3 separate regions of the Homo sapiens genome follow, and regions 2 and 3 are each linked to region 1. A link is a contact called in ENCODE Hi-C data. All regions are on one chromosome and are shown on one strand. The core of a region is the stretch at or near the end of the contact, and the rest is flanking DNA. Distances in the headings are between cores, read along the strand shown.

Region 1 (4,469 bases), core at 663-3,162:
CGGCAGCCACGTTGTTTATCACTGGCAAAGCTAGAGTCACTCCTCCAATGTTAATTGGTAGGGTTGTTACAACTTGAGCCTGAGTACCAGGAAGAGTCTGTAACTGCAGTGGTATTGAAACACCAGGTCTAATTTGGACCGGAACTGTCTGATTTGCCAGGTTTTGAGCAAGAATATTCCCAGAAGCTGTCCTGTTAGCAGCTGTGAGTATAGCTTGATTATTACCTGCAGAAATGAGCTGAATTTGACCCTGCAAATCCTGTAGAGATGAACTACTAGTTGGATTGATTTGAATTTGTTGACCTTCCACTGTCTGAAGTTGTGGAATTACTTGGTACTGTACACTACCACTTGGATTTTGTACTTGTATGACTTGAAATTGACCAGGGGTGGAAGAATTACCTGATTTAGTTTTTGTAGGAGATGCACTCCCGTTATTACTGCTGGAAGAACTAGACGAACTAGAGGCTGGTTGAGAAACGTTATTCTCTTTTGAAGCAGGAGGAGTGGAGGCAACAAGTTGCCAAGCGTTTCCAGCAAGTTGCGTTGTTACCAGTTCTAGCTGTTGTGGTTGATTTTGAAGTTGCACCAATCCTTGACTTGGATCTATAATAATTTGTTGTTGTCCAGTTGCTTGATTTTCACCAGGAGTCCCTATTTTGCTGCAAGTAGCTGCCAGTAAAGCCAGAGGAGAGGGCTGAGAGTCCTACCCAAAATGGGACGGTAAAGGAGAGGGGGGGGGGAAAAAAAGTGGGCGGATTTAGTGGAGGCCAGTAGTTGCCAGGGGGTTACTTATTTTGACAGCTCTACATAACAATTTAGGAAGCAGCAGAAATCAAAAAGAAATACGAACAAAAGTAGATAAGAACTATATGAATAAGGAAGCAAGTCCTATAATATCAAGTTTAAATAAAAGGAAATTTCTTTACAACTTTGTAAAGTGTTATGTTCCTAAACTCAAAATGCCCTTGGGAACACACACACCGTTTTCTTATAGTCTGAATTCCTGATGTAATTTTAAACAGCGTTATACCCTCAAAGAGGTGAAAACTTGATGAATTTACAATTTAAGTTCCACACTCTCAGAAAGATGCTTTGAGTGGATAAACATTTTATTCTGTTACTTCTGGACATTCAAAGGGCATAACTCCCTCTCTCTCCTAATGTGTCGTGATGAATTTTTTTAATTTGTTTGCTTTTACCTGGGAGCCTGAGGTTTTGGGTTTTTTATTGTTATTCTCTGGCTCAGAGGTTTTCCCTCCTTCTGTAGCCATCGCCGCTGCCGCTGCCGCCTCCTCCTCCTCCTCCTTCTTCTGATCTGCAACAAACCCCCCCACCACACACACACGACAACAGGTTATTAGGATTATTATTATTCGTCTTCTTCCTCTCCTCTTCTCCCCCCTCCCCCCGAACATTAATCTCCATAAACCCGCGATCCACGCACACCGGCAGGGGGTGGGGGAGAAGGAGGGAAGGGAGGAGGGGGATATCACAAAACGTGGTTTGAAACCCGACCCATCGGCTCCAGAGCAACACCCAGAAGGAGGTTGTTCTCTCTCAGACATTAAGACAAAACACAACCCTCCTTCCCTCCCCGATTCCCTCCCGCCCTCTCCTCCTCCCCTTAAAGCATCTCAGCGGCCCCGGGGGAGGGGGGAGAACCGAGCAGGGTCTGGGGAGGGAGGGAGAGAGGGAGGCGGCGAAGGAGACTGAGGGGGGTGGAGAATACGTACCGCTCATCCCGCATTAACAGGACAAACCCTCAGACGGAGACACTGGGATAGAGGTGGGTGGGGGTGGGGGCGAGGCGGGAGGAGAGGCCGGTCCCGCCCGCCCGCGGTGGCTCGGAGGAGGCTGTAGCTGGCACAGGCTCTGCCTCTTTTTCCGCGAATGGCCGCCGCTGGGCTGTGGCGTAGCAGCTCCTCTCTCCGCCCGAGCCCGGCTGACTCGCCCTTGATTGACAGCGGCGGCGCGCGGCGCGGGCGGCGGCGCGGGTCGGGGGCGGGGCCAGGGCGGTGCGAGCCTGGCCGACTCCCCACCCCCCTCGGCCTCTCTCCGCCGGAGCCTCCGACTCTCCACCCCTTCCCCCAGCGGATTGGCCGCCGACCTGCCGGGGGCCGGGGCGCTGGGGCCGCCTCCTCTCCACCCCCTTTCTCGGGGTTATTCCTTTAGCAGCTCTTCTCCTCCTCCCTGGCTCCTCTGGCGCTCTTTCTCTCGGCGTTCTAGCTCAGGAGCGCTGCCGGTAGGCCCTCCATACAGCCAAACTTGTTGTCTCAGGATATCCCGCCCCCTACTCATTTCCCAGCGCCCTCCACTCAAAAACCCCCTCCAGCAATCCCTCCAATTGCCACTAAAGAAAAAAGTAGGGCCCTTGATCCAGGCAAGCGAGAGCGGCGGACGTGGGCGCGCGCGGACCACCAACAGGTCGGCGCGCTGGGTGAACTGCCCGCTGCCCCCGCGCAGGGAGCATGGCTTTCCTGAGGCGCATCCGGACCCGGGCGCCCTTTTTCCCTGGCTCTGTCTCCATTGGCTGAGCCCAGGGTGACGCGCGCTGAGTGGTGGGAGAAAGGGGGTGGGGCACTACCGCGAAGGCTGTCGGTACTCGTAGTTTCCGGCGGTCGCGGTGCCTTCTTCGAGGCACCGCCTCTCTCCCGCCCCCGACCGAGGCCTGGCTGCCGAGCGGAAAGCTGCCCGAGGGGGCGGTGGCGGCAGGGCGTGGCCGGGGCCGAGTGGGAGTTGAACTGAGCGAGGAGGAGGGGGAATGGGTGTTGTTTGCCTGGGCCTATCCGCCGCGCGGGGCTGCCCAAACCACCTCTGCCGCCGCCTCCTCGGCTCCAAGCCGCTCCCCGCGGGGCGAGCTCACACCCGGAGCGCTCGGCGATTGAGCGGGCGGCGGCGTGGGGAGGCGGGGTTTGCTGTCCTCGGGGTTTGAATGAACCCGGCTTCTTGAAGCAGCGCCCTCGCCTTGCCTTTCTTTGCTCACCTTCCCCTCAGGCCCCCTGCTTTGAGTCCGAGGCCTGTTTTCTCACGGAGAAGGATCTTCCATTTTTATTTGTTGTCTCTCTGGCTGGCAGCTGGTGCAGAGCAGTGACCCGCCTTCTAAGAAGGGTTGCATCGCGTTTTGCCTAAAAGCCTAAGTGGTTGGCGGAGTTCTAAGCCTTATCTGACAAGAGTCTCCGGGCGAAGAAAAGCCCAGCTCCATAAGGGTCAGCCCCGCTTACGGTGTAGCGTAAGCAAGCGTAAGGGCAAGTGGAATTAACATCTGGCTGCACAAAGCATCTTACTGTCAAATGCACTTGAGCAGTGTCCTGCCTCAGCTTTCCTACAAAGTCCTGAAGTCAGGATGATGCCATGGAACGTAATCAGCGCCTGATTAACTGTACCAAAGGTGGAAGTGACCCCACATGTAAATACTGGCCTTGGGAACAAGGCATGCTTACACCCCAGGCTCAAAGCCATTGTCTCACTTCTTACCTGGGCTTCACACTCAGCCTTGGGCATTTTTGTCTCCTGCCTGAGGCCTGACATGTTGCAATGGTGAGGAGGTCCCAGATGCTGAACTTGACTGGCATTTCCTTTGCTTGTTAAGGTAATTGCAAAATCAGCTGATGACAAAGCCATGCAGCAAGACAAAGCAATTCGAATAAAGAATTACATGGTATTGTCTACCCCATCTTATACAATGAGCCAGAGATCCCTGAACAACGTGCTTTTTCCCCATCGTGTACAATATAGAAAGCTCAAAAGTGCTTCTTACATTTACGTATATACTGTCTCTATCCTCAGGTCCCCTCCTCCTCCCAGTTCACCAAGATAAATGAAGACATTTTGCAGTCTTATGAATTGGGGCTTTCATTGTCGTTTTCGTTTGGAAAACCTGCTTCAGAGAGGCAATGTCACTGACTCTGAACCATAGATTAAAAATAATGCTTCGGGAGGCCGAGGCGGGTGGATCAGGGGGTCAGGAGTTTGCGACCAGTCTGGCCAACATAGTGAAACCTTGTCTCTACTAAAAATACAAAAAATTAGCCAGGTGTGGTGGTGTGCGCCTGTAATCCCAGCTACTCGCGAGGCTGAGGCAGGAGAATCGCGTGAACCCGGGAGGTGGAGGTTGCAGTGAGCTGAGATCACGCCATTGCACTCCAACCCCGGGCGACAGTGCAAGACTCCGTCTCAAAAAATATATAATAATAATAATAATGCTTACCATCAGTATGAATCTGCAAAGTCCTAAATATTCTCCACCCTATAGATAAGTGGGAATACTGGTATCCATGAAACATAAGTCCTGCTTTTTATGGTGGACCAAAGTCTTCTAGTCCCTGGCTGTTATGGACTGAATGTTTGTGTTCTCTGCCCCCTTCCCCATTCATGTGTTGAAATTCTACACGGGGCGCGGCTCACTCCTGTTATCCCAGCTCTTTGGGAGGCCAAGGCGGGCGGATCACTTGAGCCCAGCAGTTCCA
Region 2 (4,469 bases), core at 830-3,329, 3.6 Mb before region 1:
ACACACACACACACACACACACACACACACACACACAGAGAGAGAGAGAGAGAGAGAGAATGTACACTCTATTATTATTTGATTAGGAAGACATTAATGAAAAAGCTCGGAACGGGATGCTAAACAACAAAGCCCTATGCAAATCACTTCCTTTCGGATTGAAGGCTTGTCTCCTACAGAAAAACCAATGCTAAAGAAACAGGCGGAGAGGCTGAAGGTGGAGAGCAAAAGAAAAAGAAAGAAAATAGCTTGAACGAGGAAAGGGACTGGCAGGAGGAGGACAGAGCAAGCCTCTCTCAGAGAGAAATTACAGAAAGACGGAAGGAGGTTTGGGAAAACCCAGTCTAAGCTGCTCCGACGGCGGGGCTGGGCGTGGGCAAGGTGCCTCCTTGGACGGTCCGCGCGCCTGCCAGACGCGTCCTTCCACTACCCGTCCAGCCACCTGGCGCTGGTCGGGCTTTGCGAGGTGGTTTAGGAACCGCGGAGTCATTCGATTTGAAATCTTCTCCAATAAGCTTCTCCGTGTGCCGACGTGGGCAGCATGACAGTGGATTTGCTCGGCAGCATCTCTGGCGCCTCCCGCCCTCGCCCGCCGCCTGCCAGATCCGAAACAGACAGTCCCAGACATTTCGCGAGGGGGATGGTTCCAGAAAGCGAAGATCTGAGCGTGGTGAATGAAATGTGAACAGAATAGCTCCGGAAAGAGTCTCAGAAACCTTGAATTGGGGTCAGTTTGGAGACTGAAAATGCGTCGAGCGCTGCAGGTGGTGGTTGGCAGGGGGATTTAACACTGTGGAGCCCTTACTCCGTCCCAGGCGCTGAGCCCAGCGAGCCACGCGCGGTGCCCAGCTCGGTGAGGTCGGTTAGTTGGGTCTTCAGGGAGGCTAAATACCCTGTATTTGCTATTCCCTTCGCCTGGAACGCTCTGTGCGAGACTGGGTGTGGCAGCTCCTTTCCCAGGCTCAGGAATCTGGGTAAAAGCCACCCTCGCCTAGAGGCCCTCAGGGTGAGCGCCCCATCACGCGCTAAACCACTTTCGAAAGTGGACTTGGCCCTCCTCTCAGTACTAACAGTCTGTCAGCCTTTTATTTTTTGCATAGATATGTATTTTCTCTTCTTTATTGTCTGTCTTTCCACAAAAAATGCAAGCCCCGTGAGTACTGGAGCCTGGTGCGCCTTTCTCACAGTTGCAAGCTCGCAACTGCTCCTGGCATATACTAGGTGCTCACTAAATGCTCATGCCCTTCCCACCCGCCACCTGCGGCACTCGACACATTTGCAGTCTGCAAACTGACCCCAAACCATCAGCTGCTTGCATTCGTCCTAGGATCAAAGAAGGCCATTGGGCTAGTGGGAAGTCAAGTCGGGTGGACTTTTCCGTCTTTCAGGGAGATTTAATAGTAACGACGGTGCTCTCCCCACCTCCTACCCCCTTGCACATAAACTGCACAGAACAAAATCACCCCGGCACGAATCTGCACGACTGCCTCTGGAGGTAGGGTCACGGTCTCCGAGCCCCGGGTCTCACACTGATGCTGTCCTTTGTCATCTCGTGCCTAGAGTGCTGCCTCCCTATGTATTTCCTCTGTTCTCGACTCCTCTGCCACAGTCTGACTTTCTCGGGAGGTCGAGTTCTCCTAGCCTGTGCGACCGCAAGGGTCCCCTGGAGCCTTCTCCGTAAACCTGCCCCTCCCGCGCTGCCCTCACTTTTTCCTCCTTCCCTGGCCCGGAAAAGCCACTAGAGGAACATTTACCGAACGCCTACCGCGCGCAGGCACCGAGCTGGGCCACCGGGAGCCCCACCCAGTGCCTCGCCGCAGGACTCGCCTCCCTCCGCCCTCCCAACCCATCCGGAATCCGGGGTCCCTAGTTCCCCCGCCGCGTCATGGAATCCGCTGGCTTCTTCCGAGGACATCGCCCCACCTCCTTCCCGAAAGGCGACTTCTGATTGGTGAGATTGTGCATCACTCTGCCGCCCTCCCGCCCCCTCGGGGCCCCGCCCCTGGGCCTCTCAGGCCCCTCCCCTGCGCTCCCGCCCTTGCGCGGCTCCTCGGGCTAATCGCCGGGCGGCGCGCGCCGAGAAGTTCTGGGCAAAGTACTCAGAACTGGCCGCGTGCTGGTGGCGCCCGCCAGCCGGCCCGGGAGAGGGGACTTGAGCGCTTCGCGGCCGGTGCGCAGCGCGGCTCCGGCCCCGCAGTCTGTCTGCAAGTGGCCATCCCCGCCCCCGACTCCTGCGGCCGGTGCGGGAGCTGTCAGCTGCACGTTGCGGGGGTACCGGAGAAGCCGGGGTTGCCTTCTCCCGGTTCTGTGCGCTAACCCCGGAGCCCGGCCCCGGGGAACTAGGGAGCGTCTCCGGCTGCACAGCGCTCAGGTGAGTGGCGGGGCGCCCGCCTAAATGGGGCCTGGGTGTCGGGGGGCCTGGCGGCGGCGCGGGCTCGGAAGGGCTGCTGTTTGCGGGGCGCCGCGGTTCTCTGCCGGACCGGGGTCTGTCCGAGTCGCCCGGGGAGGCTCCGGCCCTGGGGCAGACCCAAGCCTGGGAGCTTGGGTGCCGGCTGCAGCTCCCGGGGAAGGAGGACCCGGGTCTCACCCACCCCAGGACACCTTCCCTCGAGGGACGGCTCAGAGGATTGACCGCCAGGAGGAGCCGAGCGCAGGGGCCGCGGCGCAGGTGCGGGAGGACGCGGCGCGCGGAGCTGTCCTGGGCAGCGGGGAGGCGCTACGCCGGGGCTAGAGGCTCAGGAAGCCTGGTAAATTGGGGCGAGCGCGAAGCTTTACCACATCCGCGGGATGGGGCGCGCCGGAGAGACTGAGACAACGCTCGCGGGGCAGGCGCTCCGCTCGCCCGCCTTCCCAACCCCGGCTTGCTCAGCTCCCCGGTGCTGGGCTGGAGGCCCAGGGCACATTCCTTTCTTGTCTGAATTTACATATTCATCAGCTTTCTGGCCCCTTCTGGAATTTTTTTTTTTTGTTAGTTTCCAATTACTACTGTTCAGATCACCTTCAGGCTCACCCTAACTCTCGTCTCAGTGTCTCTCACATTGGTCCTTTCCTGGAGGCCCTGCAGCGTCTTAGTTCAGGGTCTTAGGGACTTATGCACTCTGTCTGAACGTTGTCTACAGTTGGGTTTTCCTACCTCTGTCTCTGTTTATTCCGTGGTCAGGTAAATTCTTTAAGTACTGTCATCATAAGCCAGAAACTCCCAGGCAGCCTCTTAGCGCTGCCCAGCTTCCCGGGGAGCGTTTGTGGCCTCTGGAGTCGCTGATGGGCACTGTCGCAGGTCGTCCAGATACTTCTTAAGCAGGGGCGCGCCGCCCTTCCTTCGGCAACGCAACTTGCTTGCTGCCTTCTGCACACTTGTGCTTGTCCTTCTCCGCCTCACAAGCCACCAGTCTCCTCAGTCGGGACTCTTGGAGCTGAGGGGACTGTGAAGTTGTCGGTTTCCATGTGTCTGCGTACTGCGCAGAGGTGCTTGAGACCCCCTAGGTGTTGCTCTGACCCTCAGAGTTTGAGTATTGGGATGAGGGCATTTAGAAATATTTTAAACTACAGCTGCAAAAGAGATACTTCCACAGATGGGTGAAAGCGAAGGCCTGGCTTCTCATCATCTGCACTGTACCCCGCAAGTATCATACAAGGTGAGGTCCTTGGCTAAAGGACTATACTTGGCTAAAGGAGATCAGTCAAGCAGGCCTAGGTTCTTATGCATCCAAGCTAAATGACCATCCCCTCCAGCCAAGCCACATCACCCGTTTGCTGTTGCTCATAGCACTTAAATTTCTCTCTGAAATTGTCTCTTTGGGTTATTGGGTTATCTGCCTTCCCTCATTAGGATGTAAGTACCAGGAATGCAGAGACCTTGTCTGTCTTGTTCATCACTTGATCCCCTGTGTCAAGAACACGCAGTAGGTTTGCAGTAAACATTTATAGAATGAATAAATGAAACCTTCTCTGTAAATATGAGGAATGAGGATTTCATAGCTGATTTTGATTTTCATCTTTATCCTTTTTTTACTGTTGGGAAAATTAACAAATAGCAATACTAGGAACTTTTGTACATTACCGCATTAAACTTACAGAAGTCTGTTAGCTAGGTATTTTTAACCAGATGGGAAATTGAGGGTCCAGCAGGTTAACCTGTGTTGCCAAGGTTATCCTGGCAGAACTAGGATTCCAGCCCATTTTGTCTCTATTGTGCTTGACCTCTTCGAATAAACTAAAATGTGGTTTCCACCATTAGTTAATAGGCATTTAGCTTTATTTGTATCAAAAGCTATGGCTTAGCCAAAAGATTTACTGTTTTATTATTGAGATATATTTTCAGTAATCGTTAATAGTTACATCATAAGCCAGATACTCCCAGGCTGCAGTAAGCTGTAATTTTCTTTTTTCTTTTCTTTTTTTGAGACGTAGTCTCACGCTGTCGCCCAGGCTGGAGTACAGTGGCGCGATCTCGGCTCACTGCAAACTCC
Region 3 (4,469 bases), core at 1,067-3,566, 3.1 Mb before region 1:
GCCTTTGACTAGCACTAATCCTGTATTATTTGTAACTCTCTCAGCAATAATATGATGCTACTCCATTTTTACAAAGCTCAGATGTCAAAAATATGAAAGACATTTAATTAAAATATCTGTTTTATTCTGCTAATCCATTATTAAGTAGTAAAGCATGTAAAGGGATAGTAAATATTCAAACAAGCAACTTCAATTTTAAAACAACTTTTTAAAAAGATAACACATAGAGTCACAGTTATGTCTTCTTGGTTATCTCAAGCTAAAAAGAGGGGGAGTGGGGAGAGAAAGAGAGAAGCAGGCTATGTAGTGCTCTGGAACAATTTCAGCCTAAAATGAGACTCAGAAGCAAACTGCTCCCTCAAATGTTTAAAAATATGATTCATTTTTAAAAATCCAACAGTTGGCCTAAAGAAAAAAAAAGATTCTGTCTTATATAGAGCTACTAGACTTGCTTAAACACCTTAATTTTTCCAGTGTTGATTTAACCTAGAATGCAAAATAATTCATTTTGACATTCCAGATGTCAAGAATTCGGTGGCATCAGTAAGGACACATACACACCTCTTTCATAAAGATGGTGTGCAGTCTCCATAGGACAAAATTGAGCAATTAAAAGTGTTACCATTTGTGTATTATGTAACCGTAGTCCAGAATGAAGGAAACATGGACCTTAAAGAGTAACACATCGTGCAAACACGCATTTAAACACCTATTTAAATATATGATAGATTTAAGGTACAAATGACCTCAAAATGACACAACCCACAAAAGTTCTTTGTTTACTGTTAACAAGGCCTCAGAAGACATAACTATAATCAGGCCTACTACCCACTACCCTATCATTGCACAGTAGATGCCTACAATAAGCAATATTACTTGAGGTCCGTTGCTATACCTATATACGGAAACTATATACCGCATTACTAAAAATGTTACTTCGCCTGGTATATTCGACCAACATAAGTTTACAAATGATTTGCAAAATTTCACGGGAAGAAATGGCTGCTAAATCATACTCCAATTGAAACGCATTTTAACGCACCCCAAACGTTCTCAGCTACACTACAAGACCACTTGTAATATACTTGAAGCACAAAGTAAAATTCCAACACTCTCCAAAGGCGTAGGAAAGAATAAAACGTGGCTAGCCTGACCTTACCCGGCTGTTTATAAGTAATGCGGAGAATTTTCTGAGCTTCCCCGGCAGTCTTCAATTCTCTCCCTCGCTTCACCCCCACCCCCTACACAGATGCACACCCAACTGATGGAAGTTTAACAAATGTAATCTCGAGCTGCAATCCCAGAAACTGGTAGGATTGAGAATAAACTCCCAGTAAAGTGTTAAAAAGTCCTTCTGCAAAAAAACATCTACCAACCAATCCACATCCTGTCACCACACGGTCGGATACCTCAATCGACTCCCCTGCTGACCCTCCACCCAGCCAAAATAAAAAAGCCCCAGCACCTATTTGGTTTCAGACAAACGTACCGAGAATCCGCGAGCACGATCTCAGCAGCGAACGCCCCCGCGGCAGCCTGTGCTCGGCCCACAGCCACTTTGGCCAAACAACTGGAGTCTCGTACCTCGGAAGTAGCGGCGGTAGTTGGAGAAAGCCTCCTCCCCTACCAACTCCGAGCTCGGGAGAGAACCGGGAGCCGGCGGAATCACCCCCTCTCGGGACAGACCCCGGAGGTGTCAGTCACAGCAACGCCGCCCCCAGGCCGGCTCTCCATTCAGGCTCCACCGCGACTCCCGCCGCAGAGGTGTAGGCACCCAAGCCCCGCGCCCGAAGGGGCCCCGCGCGTCTGCGGCCCTAGCCCCAGTCGGGGCCGCGCCGGGGAGCGCGTGGGGAGCGGCGGCAAGCAGCATGGGCCAGACACGTTGCCGAGCTCCGGCCCGCCCAGCCGCCCGCAGCCAGAGAGGCAGGAGCCCGGCCGAGCGCCCCTTCCGCGCGGGCCGGGCTGGGGGCGGCCAGCAGCCTCCCCGACCGCGGCGCCGCCGCCGCCGCCTGCCGGTCCCTCTTCCCCGCGCCCGCCGAAGCCCAGGTGCCGAGGGGGGCGGGGCGGGCCAGGGTCCCCGCGTGGCGCGCCGCGCCGAGCAACAGGGCGCCCCCGGCCGGCCCGGCGCGCGGCGCGACCGTTACCCGAGCGGCGTGGGGGTCCAGTTAACTCACCGGCTCGCACCTCAGCCGCCTCCGCGCCGCCGCTGCCGCCGCTCCCGGTCGCTCCCCGCCGCCGCTGCTCTCCCTCAGCCACAGGCGCCGCCGAGCAGCCCCATCTGCAAACTCGTGGCTCGTAGTTGAGAACTGGAAATGCGTCTCTCACTGCCCTCCGCCTCCCTCTCTCTCCTCCCCCTCCCTCGCTCCCCACTCTGCCCCAGCTCCGGTCGCCCCCGCCGCTGCCTCCGCGCGCGCAGCCAGCCGCGCCTCAGCCGCCCTCCTCCTCCTCCTCCTCCTCCTCCTCCTCCTCCAGCCGCCGCCGCCGCCGCCGCTTGGGCGCGCTCCCAGCCGGCCTCGCGCGTGCGCCGGACGTCGGGGAGCGCGCGCTCGGGCGCGAGGAGGTGCCACCGCCTCCGGAAAGCCGGGCCCCGCCCCTCCCGCCGCGGCTGGGCGCCCAGGTGGAGCCCCCTCCCAGCTTCTGAGCGCCCAGACTGACTGCGCTCTGCGCCCGGCCGGCTCGCTTCAGGGGTCCCGGACCTGCGCCCGCGAGAGAGGGCTGGTCGGACCCAGTCCCCGCCGGGTCTCCTGGGCCGAAGTCGCAGCTGTCTGTCAGCATTTACGGGTGGGCAAGATACTCCTCGGGGCATAAAACAGGCTCCGCCCTGACCTTTCTGAGAGTTTTACATTCAAGAACCCAGTCGTGGGGCACAAAAGAGAAATGGAACGAGAAGAAAAGCCTCTGGAAAAATCTCCCCCTCCCCCTTCACAGACTCCACTGGATCTGATGTGTATTTGGCAGGTTCTACGGCGCTGACTGTGTCCTTCATTAATTTTTTCCCAAAGGCCCGACCGGGCAGTGTGATTCACACCCGAGGAAATGCATGGACACTGGCTCTTTTCATAGCACCGAGGCTCCCGTGGAACTCCCTGGGTCGGCTTTGCCAGACACTCCCTGGACACAGTTGTTCAGCTCCTCCCCAGCACCTGGGCTTCCCAGACCTCAAAAGGGTGGGGTTGGGGAGGGCATGCCATCCTTTCAGCCTGGACTCTGCGTAGAGCTTGGTGAACTGTGATGAGTGTCCGGATGTGTAGATGACACATTTTGACAGAAGTGCAGATTTAATTTTTCAGTTGAAAGGAACTGAGCAATGCACTGCAGCAGAGACTTCTGGCTAGAAAAACATAGCAAGGCAGCCAGAGAACTTCCGATCCCCTTAAAAGAGCTCTGTGAACCCTCAGACCTGTGACAGGCGGCTTTTGGAAAAACTATTGTGTTCTTCCTAAAATTGAAGAATGTAATTTACATTTTACAAAATGCTTACTGCAATCTTTTCAAACCATGAACGTAGAAAGTGCAAGTCAAACTTTACGTGTGAGGAGTGTTATGAGGTGGCCTCCTCTGTGCAGCCTTTCCTGGCTTCTCTTGGGCACCTTGCACAAACCAGACCATTAATAAGTGTTTGCAGAATAAATGCGTGCATCATGGCCCTTTGGATTCAGAGATGAAGTTATAAGTTGTATTGTCTCCTCTCTTTGTGAATGTGGCAGGCATGGAAGGGAGAGAGAAAATACTATTGATGAGATGTATTAAGAAGGTCCAGTGTCCAAAACAGTGATTTTTGTGTTTATCCTCAACCAAGCATCAAAGATTAATTTACTTTTCCATTAGGATCATTAATTTTGCAAACCAACATGCAGGGGGGCCTTGTACAGTGTTAATTTAGAACCTTCTTTCCTGGAACCACAAACCCAGGCAAAGGTAATTGGAAGCATTTAAGGAGACTCAAACGTGCCCAGGGCACAGAGTAGCTTTGGGCCCCCTGTAGTCAGGATGGCTGGATGAAATGAAGTGGAGTGGGCTCGGAGCCCAAGGCAGAGACAAAGCGGAAGGATGGGGTTTGTCTTCTCGGGGTGTCAGCAAGACCTTTCAGGTCCTTCTTGCTGCCCCAGGCCCACTTGCTTCTCACAGGACACCCATGGGTCCTCCCTGCTGTACCCTACCCAGGCTTGTGAACTCTTTTCCCTTCTGACTCTTAACCTTAACACATCCCCTTGGACCCAGCCACTTAGTTACTTGCCCTGAGCTTCTCTGGGGTTGGGGTGGGAGGTAGGGTATGAATGTCATTTCCAGATATGTTAGTGATCCTTAATAGTGCACTTTTATTTCCTCAAGGGTCTTCTGGAAACAATGTCCTAACCTACTCTACCCCTGCTCCCTGCAAGTAGAATGATGTTAACTGAGGAAGTTTTAGGGAGGGAGGGTTTGGGGTAGGCTCTGCCCCTCAAATTACATGCAGACCTACCTGACTT

What was found. Hi-C counts contacts between places; a loop is a spot of excess contacts on that map. Pooled maps may share reads with other maps.
Region 2: a map of gastrocnemius medialis shows a loop between it and region 1 (12-fold over the local background). The contact joins the promoter of OSBPL3 here to the promoter of SP4 in region 1. A Hi-C loop is called at or near these places in 3 of 168 maps with a recorded cell type or tissue (CD4-positive, alpha-beta memory T cell, gastrocnemius medialis and naive thymus-derived CD4-positive, alpha-beta T cell) and 15 of 50 pooled maps.
Region 3: a map of B cell shows a loop between it and region 1 (18-fold over the local background). The contact joins the promoter of PALS2 here to the promoter of SP4 in region 1. A Hi-C loop is called at or near these places in 4 of 168 maps with a recorded cell type or tissue (B cell, CD8-positive, alpha-beta T cell and naive thymus-derived CD4-positive, alpha-beta T cell) and 11 of 50 pooled maps.

The regions. Positions count from the first base shown.
Region 1 is chr7:21,425,526-21,429,994 of GRCh38, reverse strand. SP4 (Sp4 transcription factor) reads right to left here and starts at 1,912. Exons shown (of 6, transcript NM_003112.5): 1 at 1,737-1,912; 2 at 1,203-1,318; 3 at 1-706. The coding sequence starts at 1,743. RefSeq lists silencers at 1,619-2,208, 2,589-2,978.
Region 2 is chr7:24,977,788-24,982,256 of GRCh38, reverse strand. It overlaps OSBPL3 (oxysterol binding protein like 3), which reads left to right and starts at 2,079. Exons shown (of 23, transcript NM_015550.4): 1 at 2,079-2,371. RefSeq lists an enhancer at 610-779 and silencers at 1,920-2,429, 2,480-2,689.
Region 3 is chr7:24,571,299-24,575,767 of GRCh38, reverse strand. It overlaps PALS2 (protein associated with LIN7 2, MAGUK p55 family member), which reads right to left and starts at 2,316. Exons shown (of 12, transcript NM_001303037.2): 1 at 2,175-2,316. RefSeq lists enhancers at 1,448-1,567, 1,618-1,667, 1,613-2,112, 2,978-3,077, 3,098-3,167 and a silencer at 1,768-2,837.